Linked DNA regions of Homo sapiens: region 2 is linked to region 1. The links are chromatin loops, found by intact Hi-C in ENCODE. Cell type or tissue: dorsolateral prefrontal cortex. All regions are shown on one strand.

Region 1 (2,500 bases):
AATAACTACAAGTCCCAAACTCTAAGATATGGGGCCTTGAGCTAGCAACTAAGAGACTATGACTGAGTTGATCGCACAGAGATGTAAGACACTGACCTGCTAGTGGAGTTGATTACCTGGGCCATGCCTGCTGAATTTATTTCTCCAGGCACTGGACAATGGTGGCATTTGTGAATATCTCTGCTTTGCTTGCTTCCAGCGCAGAGTGTAGGATACTTTGCACTACCTAAAGCTTGGTTGCTTTTTTCTCTTAATAAATAGCGAGCAATCAGGGAAATAAAATACCAGGTGACCTCCACCTTTTACCAAATCAACAATATTTCTCAAAGGCCTATTCTCCAAGACATTCTCCTGGCAAATGTCATGGCTGCGATTACTGAGCACAAGGAACACTTGGATAAACGGAGATCCCTTATGTTTACCTGCAGATAGTTTCCATCCTAAGCTGACAAAGGCTTTATTTTTTTCTCTCTAAAATTGAAGCCCCCTGCTCCCAACCCCACCAAATTAATCATTTTCCTTCGTTATTTAGTAAAGCCACTAGATGAGCTGTGTGTGACTCCATAAACTTTAGGAACTCATTTATTACGTTGCCTGATCAGACCTTGCATTTATTTACACAGTGTACCCATAAAACCCAGCTTTCATTAGTGCTGGGGAGGAACAGTCCTGCTCCCTTTGCTGGGGAAGGTGAAGCTGGAGAAGATAATTAACCATGAAACAATAAGGAGGCTTGCTGGGTAAGCAGTAGTGTGAAAACAGTTACTCCTCACAAAAGAGGGGAAATTAGCTTGCTGGATAAAAAAGGAAGTGTCAGATTGAAGACTGAAAGGCCTGCCAACAGAAGTAGATAGCTCTATGCATCATTAATGAAATTTTTTAACACTTAAACGCCACAGCTGTCCACATTTAAATGCATGTAAATGCCATGTGTTTCCAGAGATTAATACGCATGTTAAAATATTTCTTTCCCCTTAAACTTCTAGCTGTTGTCTCTGTCTGTTTTATTTCACCTACTTTCTTTCTAAGAATAAAAATGCGCCAGCTTTCTCAGCTTTATGTCCTCATTTCCAAAGCCCACGTACACTGAGCATCTTAGAGATGGGCAGCATGCTCATTATATTTTAACAAACACATTATTTTACATTCATAATACTGATATTTAAGTAAACAAAAAGTTTGTTTTGATTTTGCTGCTTCACAGAGTGAAGACTTATGATGTGCGTTTCCTTTCAAAACTTCCTCCTAGAGCATTAGTGCTCCCTGAAGCAGCCCCATTTTGGCAGAAATTCAGTTCTGTGCAGTGCCAAAAGAAATAGAATAAACAAACACTGCTCCATGCAGCTGGTGAGATAATTTACATATTACTGCACACCAAACATGAAGACCTGAATATGGATTAGAGCTACGGTGATGACACAAATGTCATATAGATAAAGAGAAACAAAATTCAACACATCGTTGTTTATTTTACCACTGCTACTGTATGAGTGCTGCTCAGAAAGAAAAAAAACGGAAGAATTGCTTTTGGAAAATTGGACTCCCTTCCCTATTTGAAGTGGGTTCTTTCGGACCGTAAAACAAGAAAAGAAAGGAGCAAAAAGCATGGATTATTTCGGATCTCTTAATATTCTCTACTTTTGCTTTGTGAGTTAAAACAATTTTAATGTGCATCAATTTAGACGAGGTGAGTTAGTAATCTTACAGGAATGACCTTTAAAATACAAAAACACCTGAAGTTTTACCCAGCCCTTTCTCCACCCTTGATAATTTCAGCTGAACACTGAGATTTTTAACTCAGAATGAGGTCCTTGGTTAGGAGGTGGAGTAGGCAATACGGGCCCATAAAAGTTCCATCAGGAAATAGCATCTCATGGACAGGAGTTGTCTTAGAGTGCTCAGCTAATGTGTCTTCTCTCTTCATCCCTGCATGTGCAGATTTATGCAAATCAATTGACCCTTTCTGACCTCAGCTAGATGTATAGGTGTTCTAGGAAAGAAGGGACAGCTCTCTGGATAATTATTGCTGTTAACTCCTTTTCTAATTATTGGGGATGACAAGATTCAAGAAAGTAACACAAATAATAATGATGGTGATAGGGTGAGGAATAAAGAGAATGTGAGATGTTTTAGTCCACACCAAATTAAAAATTCTTTAACCTGCATTGGACAAAGTTGACTTTTCTATATATGCAAAACTGCTCTTGAAATGCGGTTATTTTGGGAGCTTCTAGTCCTTTAATCTTTACAGGTACAGTGTTATTATGACCACTCTTTCTCAAGCGTAAAAACAAAGGGACAAGTCAGGCCCACATAGGTGAATCTAGTTATGTATCACTAAAGTTTAATAGTTAAGGAATGATCTTTAAAATTTAGGAAACAAACAATGTGAGAAGGTTCAAGGGAGTTGGTGATATTTCACGAGGTGAGTGAAAGTCTACTTCTTTTCTATAGTATTTGAAAAGTTATTGGACAGGAAAAGTTCTTTATTTCCACAACT
Region 2 (2,500 bases), 81 kb after region 1:
ACTCTAGCCCACCATTTTAACTAAGAACTAAAGAAGTTGTAGAAAATTCTTATTGAGTACTTACTTTTAGCACAAATGCTAAAACTGAATTATAAAACAAAGCCAGCAAAAACAGGAATTTCTGAAATAAATATACTTAGAAATGCATGAAGACTTGATTGAGATAACTTTTTTGACAGTTACGCTAAAGGCTTCCCCGCCACACCGAAGTCCCCCTCCTTTTTTTTTGTTAGAAATCACACCGAAAATTCTGCCCAAATGGAGACTGGAACAATGCCTTGAAACAGTGTTAATTGTCACCATGGAAACCAGAAGAATAAGCCATTTTGAAACTGGTATAGAAGGCACACATTGAGCAACTCAAGCATTTTTCTGCCTCCCTCAATGTTAAGGAACAAGATGCCTTGTCACTGTGAGGTCAGAGAAAGAAAACATCATGAAAGGGTTGTAGATGCTCACTGTCTGGTAAATAAAAAAAATAAAAAATAAACTATATACAGCTAATGCTATAAGACTCTACCGAGTGAATCTTTTTGAAATAGAGGGATCATCAAAAGATGGCCAGGATTGGGGGATGGCTTCCACCTAAGCAAAACTTGAGGGCTATATTATGTGAACCTTGCCCCCAAAGCTCCCTGGGAATTCTGCTGTTGTAATAAAACTTCAGAAGAGGAAAGAAAAAAGGCAGCATGATGGAATTCAAAATAATGCTCTAAAAGCACACAGAGAGATTAAGACATCCATTGTAAGACTTTTGTATGGTGCTTCTGTTGGTTATGCTGAAAAGAGACCAGACATTGCTGAACAGAGAGTGAAGCTTTGGCTGCGAGAAACACACAAATTAAACTAAAGACATTTCTTGATTATTAGAATAGGGCTGTTGTATTCTGTGTCATCAGGGTTTGAGCATTTACATCTTACACCATATTACTTTTAACTGAGCTTCAGTTGACTTTATATTAGGAAAAGTTAAAACAAGGAAAATGATCTAGTTATTAGAATGACAGGATTGAATGTCTTTCCTGGTACAAATATAATGCCACAAACACCTGTTTATCCAGCAAGATCCCCTTTCCCATATATGCATGATTGACTGATAGATACGATTGATAGATAGATAGATAGATAGATAGATAGATAGATAGATAGATAGAATACACTGAGAAAATAAAATATATCTTACTTAGTCTATCAGTAAGAAAGCAAATGCTAGGAACATACCAAAACACCAAACTACTGGCAAAATAATGTGTGAAAATATGCATTTTTGCAAAAAAAAAAAAAAAAAAAAAAAAAAAAAAATCCAGGGATGTGTCTATTTACAACTCTCACGTGTTTTCTGGCTAGTGTTTGCCCTCCTCATTCGAGGCTTCATGGTGGCCCCTCAGCAAGTCCATGCCTAATGCCATTCAGTGGTGAACAAAGAGTCTTTTTATATAAAAGTCCAGGGTCCAAGCTCAGCTGTCCATGCGGAGTGCAGGAATCTGCCAGAGGCCAGTGTTGCCTGTGCAGCAGCTCTTGTGCTGCCCCGCTTTTCAGAAGACTTGTGTGTAGCATCTCATAACGCATATGATGCTGCACATGGAGTCAGTACCACCAACACTTCAAGAAGATGTTCAAAACTGAAGAAAAGGGTTCAAGCCCAAGACAAATAATAGTTGTTATTTCTTGCAAACTCCTTGTATTTTACCAGTAGAATTTATGGTGAGTAATTGCATAGAGAAATTATAAAGACTCCTACAATTGTCCTTGTAAATTAATAATAGGTTTTCCTGATTGGGATAAATTTGCTGCTGAGCCTTTGGAAAAATTAAAAAGTGCAATGTCATTTAAAATTGCCAGAACTCGCACAGCAAATGACACCTGAGGTTAAGAATTGAGTTTTCCCCCTCTTCTAGCTTATTCCATTTGCATGATCTGGAAATCACATTACACTGGCCATGTACTGTTAATTGGACATAGATTGCATTATCTTTAATATAAATCAAACTACAAATATTAAAATGAATTGCAAATTCCCTAATAGAAGATCATAAAACAATCTTTTTTAAAGTATCTGCCATTAATAATTTAATTCCAATCATACCACTCAGAAAACTTAAGTAGGAGACCTGGCAACTTATTTCTCCAGTCATTTCTTTTAAATAACAAATATCTAAGCCTTTAAAAATAAATATAGCTAGACTAGAAGTCACTGTTACAGAACAAAAATAAAAACACAAATAACTGAAAACTTTCATGTCAATTTCATAAAAAATACTGCATAAGGACGCCAAGTCTACCTGTCTCCTTTCTTTCCTTCCCATGTCAAGGGTGAGAAAAAAGTCTCCTATAGGTAAAATTTAGTAAGTTTAAGAACTATCTTGATCATACCCTGTAAAATTATAATATTGATTATTATTTTTCTATTTACTTTTTAAAACGGTTCTCTATCCCCTTAGATATTTCCATAAATTTGATATCCTTCTGAAGCCTTTGTATGGCCTTTAATGAGTTTATA

What was found. Peaks named below come from ENCODE experiments on the same cell type or tissue, not always from the same donor. Only the 100,000 strongest peaks of a DNase experiment are listed, where the experiment ranks them.
Region 2: it touches region 1 in a loop (5-fold over the local background); 3 of 110 quality-filtered maps call a loop at or near these places.

Annotation. Positions count from the first base shown.
Region 1 is chr14:32,807,695-32,810,194 of GRCh38, reverse strand. All of the region lies in intron 12 of AKAP6 (A-kinase anchoring protein 6), which reads right to left. Among named protein-coding and RNA genes, the nearest start is that of NPAS3, 130 kb to the left of the region's middle. In dorsolateral prefrontal cortex, no CTCF peak of the experiment used is centred here; a DNase peak (open chromatin) is centred at 1,286; H3K4me3 peaks cover 1,380 bases; H3K27ac peaks cover 2,499 bases.
Region 2 is chr14:32,727,003-32,729,502 of GRCh38, reverse strand. All of the region lies in intron 9 of AKAP6 (A-kinase anchoring protein 6), which reads right to left. Among named protein-coding and RNA genes, the nearest start is that of NPAS3, 210 kb to the left of the region's middle. In dorsolateral prefrontal cortex, no CTCF peak of the experiment used is centred here; a DNase peak (open chromatin) is centred at 1,482; H3K4me3 peaks cover 1,826 bases; H3K27ac peaks cover 2,500 bases.